Linked DNA regions of Homo sapiens: region 2 is linked to region 1. A link is a loop called in an ENCODE intact Hi-C map of the cell type or tissue named here. Cell type or tissue: prostate gland. All regions are shown on one strand. Links, peaks and the distances in the headings refer to the core of each region. The heading gives the core; the rest is flanking DNA. Region 1 has its middle 19 kb from the start of UQCRFS1. Region 2 has its middle 33 kb from the start of UQCRFS1-DT.

Region 1 (8,337 bases), core at 254-8,253:
AGGCATGGTGGTACATGCCTGTAATCCCAGCTACTAGGGAGGCTTGGGCGGAGAGTCTCTTGAACCCGGGAGGCAGAGCTTCCAGTGAGATCACGCCACTACACTCTGGCCTGGGTGACAGAGTGAGACTCCGTCTCAAAAAAAAATAATAATTTTTAAAAATTTACAATTATTTCTGACTTTTTGAAGCTTCTGGCCTAGTGGTGTCCCCCTTGTCGAGTGAGTCTGCTGGTTCCCCTGTGAATGAAGTGCTACTGGCAATTCAAACGGCTTGCCTGCCGAAGCTCTTTACGTCCCTCCAAAGTCACATGCTGATCAGATTATTTTATTAAAGAACAGAGTTATTGCAAAGGAGTGCAGCTATTCACAGAACACAGGAAAGCAAGCAGCCGGACCCCAGCTTCTCCCTTAGTTGGCTTGAAAGTTCGAGTGCCAGTCTTCCTCCCAGCGGGGTGCACTGTGTGGGGGCCCAAGAAGCGTCCTGCCAGGAAGTGAGAACTGCAGGTGAGTTCCTGGGAGCTGAGGCTTTGGGGAGCTCTGGCTCTTCCTGCCTCACTGTCCACAATCCTTGGGCTAATTCTGGATGGCAGAGTAGGGTCAAGAATGCTAGCATCAAACCTTCCCTAATGTGGGCAGTTGAAGGGAGGTCAGGAGTGACAGGAAGTGAAGTCAGCAATGCTGAGCATCACCTAGGCAAGAAACAGGGAGGCCTTGTAGAAACTGTTTGGTGCTGCAAACCTGTGCCCCACTGAGGCATTATGGCTCCTCCTCCACGTGGAGTGTCTTCTCTGAGAGTGCCTCAAGGTGCGAGGGGCAGTGGGAAGATTGCAGAGTCCCAGGTCTGCTGCTTATTAACCTCGAGACTTCAGCAGTCACCGCACAGCTTCCAGACCTCGGGTGCCCACTTGTGAAATGGGAAAGCTGGGCTAGGCCAGTCATTCACATTTTGTGGCTATCGGCCAGGTCCCTGGTGCCCAGGCATGCAGCCACCTGCCGAGGGTGAGCTGGCACACAGGCAGCACCTGTTTCTGTACCTGACAGGGAGTGTCTCAACAGCAGATGACTCCAAAGTCAAGGCCCGTAGAGTCAACTCAGATTTTGATATGACTGCTCGGTCCCCAGAGCACTTTAGAAGAGTGATTTGGATAGGTCTATGGATGGACAAATGAAAATATCTGAGAAAGATGCTACTTCATGGGGTCCTTTCCTTTGAAGTGATCAGAAATAGCATAGAAGGCTGGGTGCGGTGGCTCATGCCTATAATCCCAGCACTTTGGGAGGTCGAGGCAGGTGAATCACATGAGGTCAGGAGTTTGAGACCAGCCTGGCCAACATGGCTAAACCTTGTCTCTATTAAAAATACAAAAATTAGCTGGGTGTGGTGATGGGCACCTGTAGTTCCAGCTACTCGGGAGGCTGAGGCAGGAGAATTGCTTGAACCTGGGAGATGGCAGTTGCAGTGATCTGAGATCACACCATTGCACTCCAGCCTGGGTGACAGAGCAAGACTCTGTCTCAAGAAATAGCATAGAAGGCTTTAGCAGGACCATTGATAACAGCAATACCTCTGTTTTGAAGAGTATAACCATAATGGAGGCTTCCAGGACTGAAGCTGAAGAAGAGCTTTCCAACACCAGTTGATAGACTACTGGGTAATGTCATAGTTAATGTTGCTAGAGTGGCCATTAAAATAACATAATTATGCTAAGTAGTTTGAAAAAAAGGAGAGAGAGAGTACAATGGAACACACTTGTGACATGAACTCTGGGTAATTGTGCTGAGATAATTTATGCCAATAACTCCTCGCAAACCCCCGTCAAGTTGAATGACTGTCTGCTGAGGGTCTCGCCCATTAGGTAATTTGATGGCTGGTTTAAAAAGAAAAGTGATAGGATAGGATTGTGTCTGGGCTAAATACAAGGTGAGGCTGAAGGGGGCAAAGTGCAAAACACCAATCAGCTGTGTTCTCATGTCAGATCAGGCCTGGCTAACACATTTTGGAACTGTTATAGAACGAGGATCTACCCCTGCGGTTTTCTAGAACATAGCTTGGGTTTTCTCCTGGTCACCTCAAGTTCTTCCCTTCAAAATCAAATGCCTTAGAGGTGCCACAAGGGCTGACTGGTTCAATGAGTTGTGCAGACTGTTCCATGGGCAGCTTTTTCTCCCTTAGTATATCAAGAGAATTCTCACAGTGAACTATTTTGTACAGGGGATAACTTTCATTAAGAAAAGCACATAGTCCAGCATTTTGGGAGGCCAAAGTTAGAGAATTGCTTGAAGCTAGGAGTTTGAGACCAGCCTGAACAACATAGTGAGACCTCCATCTCTACAAAACTTTTTTTTTAAGCCAGGCATGCTGGTGTACCCCTGTAGTCCCAGCTACTTTGGAGGCTGAGTCAGGAAGATCCCTTAGGCCCAGGAGTTGAAGACTGCAATGAGCTATGATTGTGCCACTGCACTCCAGCCTGGGTGACAGAGCAAGACTGTATATATAGATTTATACATTTTTTTGAGATATGGTATATATATACACACATATATATATATATATATATACACACACACACACACACACAAAATATAAAGATTCGTTTGTATGAAAAAAATGCCAGAATAACATACAGGGAAATGGTAAGAATGTTTATCTTTGGGTAAGATTTTTGGTAGTTTTTCTGTGTACTTTTCTGTGCTTTCAAGGTTCATTATGTTTGAATTAGAAAAGCTATTTAAAATGTCATCTTTCTTGAAGTTTTCTACACTTAATCTCTATCATAACTCTATCTTCTCCCACAACTGTGAAGAGTTTAATTCTCAATAAAAGAAAAATATTAGATCTTAAATGATCTTCCCTTGTTCCACCCTCAAATCAATCACTGATCAATTTCCCAGCTCCTTCTCAAGTTCAGTAAATAAAAGGAAACTGTCCAAAGGTAAAGTGCCCGCCATCTGCATCAACAGCCTTTACTGCTGGAATGTTCCACCCTTTCACTAGTCTACCCTCTCATTGTGTTCCTTCCTCCCCCAGGAAGTGCCAGTTCCTCAGCACAGCCCTGCAGCATTTCCTGGCAGCTCTGCCAGCCTCCTTACCTCACACTGCTATGAGAGCCACACCATTTCTCATCGATACTGCTTTCTACCCACCCACTCAACTCAGCAGTGAGCTCTCTCTTCCAGGAAAAACCATCTCATCCAAGTAAGTAGTGAGGGCAAATGACAAATACACCCTTTTCCTTAAAGAATGTGATTCACACGGGTCATCACGCTGAGCATCATCGACTCCTGGAATGCAATAGTGATGGTGGTAGCTGGAAGGATGGTATTAAGACTTACCTTTGGCCCTCTGCCTCCTGGTTTTCTTACACTATAATCTTTATAATCCATAATATCCTGTCCATCAAACAACCTGCAACCCTTTTCTAAGAATCTGAAAGTCACTTCTCTGGCCGGGCGCGGTGTCTCACGCCTGTAATACTAGCACTTTGGGAGGCTGAGGTGGGCAGATCATTTGAGGTCGGAGTTCCAGACCAGCCTTGCCAATATGGTGAAACGCTGTCTCTACTAAAAATACAAAAATTAGCCAGGCATAGTGGTGGGCGCCTGTAATCCCAGCTACTCGGGGGACTAAGGCATGAGAATCGATTGAATCCGGGAGGCAGATGCTGCAGTGAGCCAAGATCGAGCCACTGTAATCCAGCCTGGGCAACAGAGTGAGACTCGGCCTCAAAAAATAAAAATAAAATAAAAAGTGACTTCTCTGCTTCTTCCAAAGCAAGAGAGAGTCCCCACTGGTCACTGGATAAACTTGTGTGTTTCCGAGCGTTTTGGATCAGATTTATTGGCACTTACTGGAAGCAAAAAAGAGCCTGGAGATAGCTCTATTTTATTTCCATGATACCTAGTCCCCAGTTATATGACAACTCTAGACTGAGCCCAGCATGTAGAAGCCAGAAACTCATTGAGGTTTTTTTATCCAAATTATTTGCTATAAACATGAGCTTCCTTTAGGCCAGAGATTCACAAATTTGGCTTCACATTAGAATTGGTTGGGGGCTATAAAAAATCTCCATGCCCAGGTTGTTTCCATCCCATTTAAATCGGTTTAAACAACGATTAATGCCTGGAGGTGGGTCCAGGCATAGTTTTTAAAGCTTAGCAGTTGATTGCAACGTCTACCAAGTTTGAAACACTGGCCCGAGGCTGTGGTTTTCAATGATGCCTGAACATTGGAATCACCTGGAGATGTTTTAAAAGTTCTGACTGGCAGGAATGCCTGAGACTAATTAAGTAGCAGGCTCTGGGAGTGGATCAGGTGTCAGTGGTTTTTGAAGATCCTCAGATGATGCTAATGAGCAAACAAATTTGAGAACCGCTCCCCTAGACAAATCCCTTCATGAAAAGCACAAGGAAACCTCTTGGTGGTGTCCCTCACTTCCTGAAAATAGTAAAATTGGCTCCTTCCCTCAGACTACCTTCCCTGCCTATTAGCAAATGTCCATTCTTCCCATTGAGCCCATTGAACTTACTTCCTCCAGAGCAATTCATATTCAATGTCGTCCACTCTCACCTTCTGCAAGTAAATAACTTCCCATCCCACATGGCTCTGCCTCTCTCTATGGCTCTGTAATTCCTGCAATCTTTCCTGGCAACTGGACTGTTTTTGGCAAACACACAGACAGATACACAGCCTAGAGAGAATGTCACACTTTGACACTTGAGACTTGTTCATCTTGGAAAGGTGCAATAAATATCTGACAATAATGTAAAGGAAGAACACGTGCTAAATATATATATCCTTACCTGGGCAGGCAGCAGAGTGAAGAAGGGGGCGGGGAAAGGGGGCTTCAATTGGATAGGTAATATTTTATTCTTGAAAATCTGAAGCAAAATTTAACAAACTGTTAGCATTTGTTAAATTTGAATGGTAGGTTCATGGGTGTTTATCATTCTTGTGCTTTTTTGTATGCTTGAAATATTTCATTAAAAATTTAAGAGTCTGGTCGGGCACAGTGGCTCACACCTATCATCCCAGCACTTTGGGAAGCTGAGGTGGGTGGATCACCTGAGGTCAGGAGTTCGAGACCAGCATGGCCAACATGGTGAAACCCCATCTCTACTAAAAAAACAAAAATTAGCCAGGCATGGTGGTGGGCACCTGTAATCCCAGCTACTCGGGAGGCTGAGGCAGGAGAATCACTTGAAACTGGGAGGCAGAAGTTGCAGTGAGCTGAGATCATGCCATTGCACTCCAGCCTGGGCAACAGAGCAAGATTCTGTCTCAAAAAAAAAAAATTAAGAATCATAAAAATGTTTTCTAAAAGCTGTTCTCTCTATACACAGAGGATATTTATCCTACACACCAGTTACAGACAATAGAAGCAAGTTTACTGTTTCAATTTTCAACAGCGTTGGGATTTGTTTTTGTTTTTAGTGAGTTGAGTGGTTCTAGATTGGCATTGAACAATGTGGTAGCCACTGTTCATGTGTGTGGCTGTTTGAATTAACACTAAAATAACATGTAAAATTCATTTATTCAGATGCACTAGCCATGTTTCAACTGCTCAATACTGGCACGGATTGTAGAACATTTCCTTCATTACAGACAGTTCTATTGGATAGCTCTGGTCTAGATAATACATAATTACGTAACAAGATGCAAATGACTTTTCTACAATTAGTCTCCTGCTTCCCTTTGTATTGGCTTGAACTAAAGCCATCTGTGACTTAGAAGTTATGAGTGACACAAGTAAATAAATGGTAAGTCTATTGTTTTTAGTCTTTCTGGAAAACATTTACTAAACTCAAAATCACTGAACCCACATATCAAGAACTGCACATTTATAGCACTTTTGTGTATAGATGGATATCTAGGGCTAATATACAAAGCCTTGACCACTGACAAATACTGGGAAGTAGCTGTCTAATATTAATTAATAGGCGGGACCAACTGATGTTCAAAGTTGTCAGTAGGTCAGTTCAAATAGTAGGTCAGGAAGAATGTCTGCCCAGATAGTCAGGACAATATAATTTCAAGCTTTTCAAATTACCAAACGAAACAGGTTGCTACAGCAGGTAAAATAACACTAAATCTGTGGAAAGAAAAGCCCTACTTCCCACCTGCCCCCAACCCTGCGCTCCTGCTCCATTCTAACAGCACAGCCACGCACGTTCACACTCTGCTCATGCCAACGTAGTAAAGCAGCAATATAGACATACAGGGCATTTTTGTTTTTTACCAAAGAGAACTATGTTACACACTTCGCCATTTGAGCTTTTTCACTTAGCAATATGTCATAGTAGACCTCCTTATGCGTCTGTAGATATGAATAGAACTTTTTCCCCAATCTCTTTCTGCATATGCATTGAAATTCATACACATATATTCCACATACATAGATATATATTTCTGAACATATACTTATATATGTACACATTATATAATTTTATAAAATTATACAGTATAGTTTTTTGTAATTTTTATAATTTTCTTGTAAAATTAGTCTGTATAAGCATATATTCATAAATATATTCATATATATATGAATATACCATTCATAAATATATTCATATATATACACATATATATACACACACATATATATACATATACATATATATATATATATACACACACACACATATATATATATATATACACACACCAATATACCATTCATGCCGGGCAGGGGCAGGAGGCAGGCAGCGGTGTTTTCATGCATTTTCTGTGATAGCTAGCTTGCGTCTTTTGTACCTACTCTCTTCCCTGGCCCTTCCCCCACCAGAACCATCTCAATCCCAGATCATTTACGTTAGCAAGATCTAGTTTCTTCCACATGTTTTCCATATAAATACGATCATATACCTATTCATATAATCACAAACAATGACTTTTTTTTTTTGAGACAGAGTCTCGCTCTGTTGCCCAGGCTGGAGTGCAATGCTGCGATCTCAGCTCACTGCAACCTCTGCCTCCCAGGTTCAAGCAATTCTCCTGCCTCAGCCTCCTGAGTAGCTGGGACTACAAGCATGCGCCACCAGCTAATTTTTGTATTTTTAGTAGAGATGAGGTTTCACCATGTTGGCCATGCTGGTCTCGAACTCCCGACTTCATGATCCACTCACCTCGGCCTCCCAAAGGGCTGGGATTACAGGCATGAGCCATTGCACCTGGCCTACAACAACTTCTTATTGTTCCCTTTATGTCATTGTCACTTAGTTTGGGACCACTGTAATTTCACCAAAGCAAACATCTTTTTTTTTTTTTTTTTTTTGAGATGGAGTCTCACTCTGTCGTCCAGGCTGGAGTGCAGTGGCACAATCTCTGCACACTGCAAGCTTCGCCTCCCAGGTTAACGCCATTCTCCTGCCTCAGCCTCCCAAGTAGCTGAGGCTACAGGTGCCCGCCACCACACCTGGCTAATTTTTTGTATTTTTAGTAGAGACGGGGTTTCGCTGTGTTAGCCAGGATGGTCTCGATCTCCTGACCTCGTGATCTGCCCGCCTCAGCCTCCCAAAGTGCTGGGATTACAGGCGTGAGCCACCACGCCCGGCCACAAACATCTTTTTACATTCATATTGGGGGAAATTTGGCCAGATATCAGGCAAAATTCACCCCCAATATTTCACGTAGTTTCTTTTCTATTTTCCCTAAGCATTGGATGGTTTGAGAAATAAAGAGACAGAGTACAAAAGAGAGAAATTTTAAAGCTGTGCATCCAGCTGAGACATCACATGTCGGTAGGTTCTGTGACGCCCCCTGAGCCGTAAAACCAGCAAGTTTTTATTAGGGATTTTCAAAAGGGGAGGGAGTGTATGAATAGGGTGTGGGTCACAGAGATCACGTGCTTCACAAGGTAATAGAATATCACAAGGCAAATGGAGGCAGGGCGAGATCACAGGACCACAGGACCACAGGACTGGGGCAAAATTAAAATTGCTAATGAAGTTTCAGGCACCATTGTCATTGATAACATCTTATCAGGAGACAGGGTCTGACCAAAAATTTATTAGGTGGGAATTTCCTTGTCCTAATAAGCCTGGGAGTGCTATGAGAGACTGGGGCTTATTTCATCCCTACAGTTTCGACCATAGAAGACGGCCACACCCAAGGGGGCCATTTTAGAGGCCCACCCTCAGAGGTGCATTCTCTTTCTCAGGGATGTTCCTTGCTGAGAAAAGGAATTCAGTGATATTTCTCCCATTTGCTTTTGAAAGAAGAGAAATATGGCTCTGTTCCACCCGGCTCACCGGCAGTCAGAGTTTATCTCTCTTGTTCCCTAAACATTGCTGTTATCCTGTTCTTTTTTCAAGGTGCCCATATTTCATATTGTTCAAACA
Region 2 (8,337 bases), core at 9-8,008, 52 kb after region 1:
ACCAGTTTTCCTACCAGTGGATATATTTTTCAAATTTTCAACACTTACTTTCAAAACGCTTGAAGATCCTCACATAAAACTTTTTTGTATGTAAGATTATTTACTTATAATTGATTCACAGAAGTGAAATCTTAGGGTTGAAGGGCAGGAATTAGGGTTGCCACATTTAGCAGCTAAAAATGTAGGATTTAAATTTTTCATTTCAAATTATTTATCTGCAATTGAAATTTAACTGGGAGTTCTGTATTTTATCTGGCAACCTTAGCAGGAATATTTTTAAAGGTTTCCATACATATTTCCAATGCCCTCAGATTAGAAAAGAGAGAGAATGAGGGAATAACATCTAACATTCTATTTTGTGCCATGCACTCATTTAAATATTTTATGGCCATTTAAGTGCATTTAAGCTTTGTGTTGACCTCTAAGTTAAGGAATTATTGTGAGCCCTACTTTGCAGATGAAAAAGCAGAGGTCGACGAGGTTAAGTAAAATGTTCAAGACTACACAACTAGGACTCCGGGGGAACTAGAATTGAACCCGGGCAGCCTGACTGCTACAGTGTCCCCAGAAAGCCAAGGAAAGAGTGAAACAGGCCGAGAGAGGAGATTCAGGCTGTGACTCTTGAGAGAAGCAGACATCCACGGTCCGTCTTGCCCGGGTCCCCCTCGAAGTCAAAATCAGCCATGTGAGCAGTCTTTCCCGACTCAGAGACCCCAAATCCTCACCACACATTAGCAGGATATTGATCATTCACTGAACACATTGGGGCAAGACAGGGATCCACGCATAATGGAAATAATTTCATAAAATCCATTTTAAAACTGGTCAATCCCGTCTCGAGTTCCTCTCCAGCTGCCAGGCTGGTCCTTCCCATCTTTCAGCCTCCACACCCATCACTCCACTCAGCTAAAACACCCCCTCTACCACCTAGACCTGCCCTCCCTGGAAAGGAGAGGTTATACTTAATGAATCTCCCTGTTTTTCAAAATATCAGACAGTAAGGGACTTTATTCCTTCCTTCTTCCCTGTCTCCCATACATTTCCTTCCTTTCACTTCCTCCCTTCCCCATGTGACACTCACCAAGCACCAAGAAGATCTTCCTCCACCCAGAGGCAATGAAGACATCCCAGGCAACAGCCCTAGGCAGACCACAGAGGGTAGCCAGGCTCGAAGGCTTCAGACAAAGAGCCGGGAGGGCCCAGAGGGGACACAGCGCTCCCACCTGGGTAGCGTGTAAGACTTCATGGCACAGGTGCCGCTGAGCTGCGCACTGAAGGGCTGATAGATTTTGTACAGGTAGAGATGGATTGGAATTAGGCCAGGGGTGAAAGGGAAGCAGGGGGCTGCCCCTTCCCAGTGAGAACATTTTGAGGACGCAGTCTAGGGAAAGAGAGAGCAGGGCTTGAGCCTGAAGCAGACTGAGTTCTCCAGAATCCCCACGCATACTTATCAGCAACTCCTCGTGGCTGATGCCGAAAGAGTCCTGGGTGACGCCAGAGCTGGCTTCTGGGATCTTGTTGTGGGGAGCATCCCCACGTGGCCAGGACCCCCACCCATTGCTGGGACAATATACAGTTGATATGCATGGCTTCACCCAGGCCATCTTTTAAATGACTCACAAAATGCATCTAGGATTTTAAAACTGCTCATAAAAATGGATCAATCAGCACAAGGCTGAAATAACTAGTTCCTTTTGCTAGGAAAAAGAAAATGTGCTTCTTAATTATTGTACTGATTGCGTGAAAGTTTTTTTTTAAATGCAACAAAGAGGCCTCTGAAGGCCCTGTCCTTCTACCTGCCTATAGGGTAAAGAATCTAATTAAAACAAAGAAAATAGATGAATATTTAATGATATGATTTTCCCCCACTACTTTTTACTTCTCAACTTAACCCAGTGACAGCTCCAAAAATTCCTCCAACAAAGAACACGCAAAATCCCACGAGCGTGATCTATCAGAGCAGAGTTTGCATAAACAGCTCTGTGCTTCAGAGCTGACGCCACAACTCCTCCCTCAAGCCAGCCATGGCTGCTGCTTCCACAGCCCTCTGAGGGTGCCCTGGCCTCCTGTCCTAAACATCCCGGGCCTTCAGAGCTGCCTGCCCCTGAGGTCGGTCCTGACACTGCCCCTTTGTTATGAGGACCTTGGGAAAGTGGCCCAAGCACAGCGGCACTGCCTACGGGTTGCCAGAAGGATGCCACTGGACCAGGTAAGGAAGCACTTAGCGGAGTGCCTGACACAGAGCAGCCACTCAGCCAATGACTGGACGGCATCTGTGACTGTAACACACTTGGAGACTAAGGTCCAGGGGTGAGGGAGGGTGATTTTTCAGAAGTCACAGACAGATTGGTGGTAGAGCCATTGTGAATTACTCCTCCCTGTATTCTGAGTTACCTCCCATGTGTTGGCCTCCAGTGCTGGCTGTATTCTCTGCCACTAGTAGAATGGTCCTTCTTGCCTGGACTTCTGCGCTGGTCACTTTGGGCTACACAAATGCCTGTAGCTCTCCTCGGGACCTACCTTCATCCTATTCTAGAATGGGTAGGTATCCTTTTATATCTGCTAAATTACTTTTGATTCTAAGAGACAGAAAGTTTAAGCACACTGACTTAAGCCTAAAGGGGACTTCATCACTGAAATACCCTAGGGTAGAACTTCAGTTTCATAGCTGGATCCAGGGGCTGGACTGATGTCCCCAGAGCTTGGCTTCTCCCTCTGGCTTCTCTCTCCTGCAGCCTCCATTTTCAGATAAGCTGTCCTCTAGGGGTTGCAGGATGGTTCTTGAAGCTCTCACCTCTCATCTAAGCAAGTAAGCAAGCCCCACCCCCCCGCATAGGACTCCCAAAAAAAGTTTCATCATAGCTTATTGACTCAGGTAAAGTGGGCAACATGCCCATTCCTGAACCAATCTCCATGTCCAGAGACATGTGATGGAAGACTGGCAGGGCTATTTCCTCTGAGTTCCTGTGAGTATCATTAGTGCCTCTACTCATGAGTCTCCCAGGAGGAGGAAAGGGTGGGTTGTTCAGTAGTTTTCTTAGCCAGAACAAATTTTCACTAATAAATCTGTACTTCTGCGCTGGAGAACAGTGAAATGTGAGTGCAGGCAGTGATCACACAAGGAGACTAACACATCAAATTCAGCCCTCCGATGGACGGAGAGTAACTGCACTGGATCTTCGAATGTGGATTCATTGTCAGCATGAAATATTGGCAGAGTTCCCATAGACATTCTGGTTCCCAGCTTCCTTGGTAAAATTGGGTTGCGGCCAGAGAGGCATGTCCCTAGCTTTGCCCTGCTAGTCTTTACAGCAGGCTACAGAACCTGCCTTCACTGCTCTCAGTTACTGCCTGGGTGCTGTGGCCGGCTAAGTTTGCAACCCCTGGTGGAAGTCCACTCAGTGTTCATAAGAATTCCCCTCAATCTAGAGCACTGTTCAGAGTGAGTGCCTCCTTGCAGCTGAGCCCTCACACCAGGAATGCCACTTCTCCCATCTCCAAAGAGTGTCACAGCAGGCCTGGGAGGCAGATGGGCTGTTTGGGGGAAGGAAGCTGAAGACTGATGAGGTCGAAGGATACCGAGGTAGAAACAAGTGTTAACCTGTGTAGCCCAGGCAGTGGGAGGTAGAAGAGGAGGGCTTTCCTCAGACCCTATCCCTGGGCCTAAAATGGAAGAAACTCAGATATAGGGCCCTATGAAGTCCAAACGGGGAGCAATTAAAAGGTGCACGGGGCCAGGAGCAGTGGCTCACGCCTGTAATCCCAACACTTTGGGAGGCTGAGGTAGGCAGATCACTTGAGGTCAGGAGTTCAAGACCAGCCTGGCGAACGTGGTGAAACCCCTTCTCTACAAAAATACAAAAATTAGCTGGGTGTGGTGGTGGGCGCCTGTAATTCCAGCTACTTGGGAGACTGAGGCAGAGAATTGCTTGAACCTGGGAGGCGGAGGTTGCAGTGGGCTGAGATCGTGCCACTGCATTCCAGCCTGGGCAACAGAGCAAGACAGTCTCAAAAAAAAAAAAAAAAAAAGACCGTGGTCAGCATCTTCTGTCTCTCCACCTTCCCCATCTCCCTGCCTAGCGGGAGGACAGGAGCAGCACCAGGATGGCAGACATGACACCTAGGCTGCTGGGCAGTTTCACCTTCCCTCCATCCACACCTTTCCCCACAACCCTGGGGGTCCCCTGAAAATCCGTTTCTCAGGCTGACAGCTGTTCTGTAGGTGTGGGATGGGGGCTGGTGTTCAGGTAAGCCAACCCAGATGACAGCAAGACAGACAACTTTCTCAAAAGTAAAATACAGCCAGGCGTGATGGCTCACACCTGTAATCCCAGCACTTCAGTAGGCCAAGGCAGGAGGATTGCTTGAGGCCAGGAGTTCTAAGCCTGGGCAAATAGCAAGACCACCAAATTTTTAAAAAATTAGCTGGACATGGTGGCATGTGCCTGTTCCAGCTATTTGGGAGGCTGAGCAGGAGGATCACTTGAGTCCAGGAGTGGGTTATGGTCGCACCACTGCACTCCAGCCCGGGTAACAAGGGAAGACTGTCTCTAAATTAAAAAAAAAAAAAAAAGTAATCAATTTCCCTCTTGTGGTGGCATCTCACTCCCACATACACCCTAAATCTGCCCCTTCCTCTCCACCTGTTTTGCCTTCAGCCTAGACCTAGCCCCATCATTCTTACCTGGACAGCTGCTCCTTCTTTTTAACTATTATGGTTATTTTTAGAGACAGAGTCTCATGCTGTCACTCAGGCTGGAGCACAGTGGTGCAATCACGGCTCATTGCTAGCTCAATCTCCTGGGCTCAAGCAATCCTCCCACCTCGGCCTCCCAAGTAACTGGGACCACAGGCACGAACCACTGTGCCTGGCCAGCTCCTTTCTTTCTCCTGGACTCCCGCCAGCCACTCTTGCCCTGCCACACACCCACAACCTGCTTAAAATCTGCAAATGGCTTCTGATTTCACAGGGATAAAATCCTTACTATTTGCAGAGGCCTAAGAGGCCTTTAGTGATGCATCTCCCTTCATTTTTGCCGCTCCTGCCCCATGTCAGATGCTGGGGGTGCCTCACCCCTTCCACCTGTCCTTTGCTGAGGGGCAGTGCCCTGCTCCACGCTCCACCCTGTGGCCTAGAACTGCACCTGTCACAGAGTGGGTGCCAAATGAAGGAATAAATGCATGAATGCATGAATGAATGAACATGGTTTGGAAACAATTTGAGCAGTCTGAACTTCTGTTTATCAGTAAAGACAAGTATTTTTGAATCCCTATAGACCTCATTTAAAAATTTAGCTTGGGTACAAGGATGGTGCGGAGAAACGGGAAAGTTGGCATTATTTTACAGTTTATTTAATTCTCTCCTCCTGCTGGCACTAATTTAATTCATCTCCATAGCTAACGGAAGGACGGAACTGAAATATTAACCTCAAAGGCGGTGCGGAAGCAGATAATGGGGCTGTGCCTGCAAGCACAGAGTAGAAAGATAAAAGAGAGGGACGGCTGCTTCCAGGGGAGAATTATGCGGGGAGAGAAGTATAGAAGCCTTTTTTCTAATGGTTCATTTCCTTTCTCTTTAGTCCAAAGTGATAAAAGCAAATAAATTTGTGTTTAGAATCACAGACATAGTACAGGACCATTATAAAAAGACATCTTCCCAGTGAAACTTTGTCAGAAGTTCTTAATGTCAAAAGCGTGCAAAGTGGATTAAAATATCACAGGCAAGCAGCAGAGATTGTCAAAATGACAGAAGATTATTAAACCTGTATATTTATCCCTTCATTTTCATCTCCACATGAGACCCCAGCGTGGTGCTGTTTCTGTGTGAAGCCCTCGGCCACGTGGCCAGCTGAATGTGGGCGGGGACCCGCCTGGGCAGAGCCCAAGATGCCGTCCCAGCTCCCCGGCCTCTGGCTTGAACAGAGTCCAATCTAAGAGTCAGAATACACAGAGAAAGTGGCCCTTCTGCCTGGCTGACATTTAGCTGTCATTCCTTCCCTCCTGAGGGAACTCGTGGGCAGTGACAGCAGAAAACACTGCAGGGAGAAGGAGCGGGAGTGCAGGGCCAGCTGTGAGATTGGCATGGGGTGACTCCTTCTGTCTGCAGGGTCCCTGGGGAAAGAAGAGCAGGTGGGCGCCTCGAGGCTCCTTTCTCTCTGGGTGAGTTCTAGCAGCTACCACCGATGGGGAGTATCCTCTGTGCCTGGCTGTGTACCTGGGCTTTGGACGCATTCTCTCATTTATCCTCATCACAGCCCCTGAGGAGGGGGCTGTTGTCCTCCCCATTTGACAGATGAGAAAACCATGGATTAGAGGCCAAGAACTTGGCCAGGGTCTGCAGCTGACACCTGATGGCGCTAGGTTACAGCCCAGCTCTGCCCGATTCCAAAACAAAGCAATCCCTCCGTGGTGCCCCCTCTAAGGCAGCTCCAGGGGTAAAAAGCATGTAGTCACTGTGGACGCATAGATAGGGATACAGAAAGCTCTTCAGGACAGCATGTCCAGGGCACAGGCAGCTGCAGAGCAGTGGCTCCAGGCTGGAAGAGCTCAATACGTCTGCATTGGCTTATAACAGCTCTGGAAAGGTGCTCGGTGGGAACAGGTGGGCCAGCAGTTGGGAGCTGGGGGATGGAGGCAGGAAGGGAAGCGAGACCTTCATTTCACTGTTGACCCTATTGTGCTGTTTGAATTTGTCTTTCTGTGTGCATGGATTTGAAAACACATATGGTAAAACAACATGAAAAGTAGCTTGGCTAGATGGAAAAAGAAGCCTGGGAGTTCGCCTCCTCACCTGACCTCTCCCTATTGCACACACACCTTGCTTCCATCTGCCAGGCTGGGGTTGCCCAGGCCCCTGCCTCATTTCTGAGCCAGGATCTCCTCAGGGCTCTTTCCCTCTTCACTCGACTGCCTGCTCTCCTCTCCCTTTCAGCACAAGTCTTGCTCCTCTTCAGCCTCAGCTCTATTTCTGCCTCCTCCAGGCAGTCTTTCCTGACTACCCAAAGCCCTCTGTCCTCTCTCAAGATGGTGCCCAGCAAAGAAAACTTTCCTGTCCATAGCCCAGACTCACAGCCTCACTGGTATGGTTTGGATCTGTGTCCCCATCTAAATCTGATGTTCACTTGTGATCCCCAGAGTTGGAGGTGGGGCCTGGTGGGAGGTGATTAGATCATGAGGGTGGTTTCTAATGGATTAGCACCATCCCCCTAGTGCTGCTCTCATGATAGAGTTCTCACGAGATCTGGTCATTTAAAAGTGTAGCTCCTTTCCCCTCTCTCTCTCCCTCCTGCTCTGGCCAGGTAAGACGTGCCTGCTTCCCTTTTACCTTCAGCTGTGCGCCATGATTGAAAGCTTCCCAACGCCTCCCAAGAAGCCGTCACACTTCTTATACAGCCTGTGGAACTCTGAGTCAGTTAAACATCTCTTCTTTATTAATTGCTTGTCTCAGATGTTTTTTCTTCCTGTTTTTCTTTATTATTATTATTATTATTATACTTTAAGTTCTAGGGTACATGTGCACAACTTGCAGATTTGATACATAGGTATACATGTGCCATGTTGGTTTGCTGCACCCATCAACTCACCATTTACATTAGGTATTTCTCCTAATGCTATCCCTCCCGCTCTGCCCACCCCACGACAGGCCCTGGTATGTGATGTTACCCGCCCTGTGTCCAAGTGATCTCATTCTTCAATTTCCACTTGTGAGTGAGAACATGTGGTGTTTGGTTTTCTGTCCTTGTGATACTTTGCTGAGAATGATGGTTTCCAGCTTCATCCATGTCCCTGCAAAGGACATGAATTCATCCTTTTTTATGGCTGCATAGTATTCCTGGTGTATATGTGCCACATTTTCTTAATCCAGTCCATCATTGATGGACATTTGGGTTGGTTCCAAGTCTTTGCTATTGTGAATAGTGCTGCAATAAACACATGTATGCACGTGTCTTTATAGTAGCATGATTTATAATCCTTTGGGTACATACCCAGTAATGGGATTGCTGGATCAAATGGTAATTCTAGTTCTAGATCCTGGAGGAATCGCCCCACTGTCTTCCACAATGGTTGAACTAATTTACACTCCCACCAACAGTGTAAAAGTGTTCCTATTTCTTCACATCCTCTCCAGCGTCTGTTGTTTCCTGACTTTTTAATGATTGTCATTCTAAGTGGCATGAGATGGTATCTCATTGTGGTTTTGATTTGCATTTCTCTGATGTCCAGTGATGATGAGCATTTTTTCATGTGTCTGTTGGGCTGCATAGATGTCTTCTTTTTAGAAGTGTCTGTTCATATCCTTTGCCCACTTTTTGATGGGGTTGTTTGTTTTTTCTTGTA

The links. Peaks named below come from ENCODE experiments on the same cell type or tissue, not always from the same donor. Only the 100,000 strongest peaks of a DNase experiment are listed, where the experiment ranks them.
Region 2: it touches region 1 in a loop (2.3-fold over the local background); 3 of 110 quality-filtered maps call a loop at or near these places.

The regions. Positions count from the first base shown.
Region 1 is chr19:29,190,231-29,198,567 of GRCh38, forward strand. No RefSeq gene overlaps it. Among named protein-coding and RNA genes, the nearest start is that of UQCRFS1, 19 kb to the right of the region's middle. In prostate gland, for the core only: no CTCF peak of the experiment used is centred there; no DNase peak of the experiment used is centred there.
Region 2 is chr19:29,242,168-29,250,504 of GRCh38, forward strand. No RefSeq gene overlaps it. Among named protein-coding and RNA genes, the nearest start is that of UQCRFS1-DT, 33 kb to the left of the region's middle. In prostate gland, for the core only: no CTCF peak of the experiment used is centred there; a DNase peak (open chromatin) is centred at 3,234.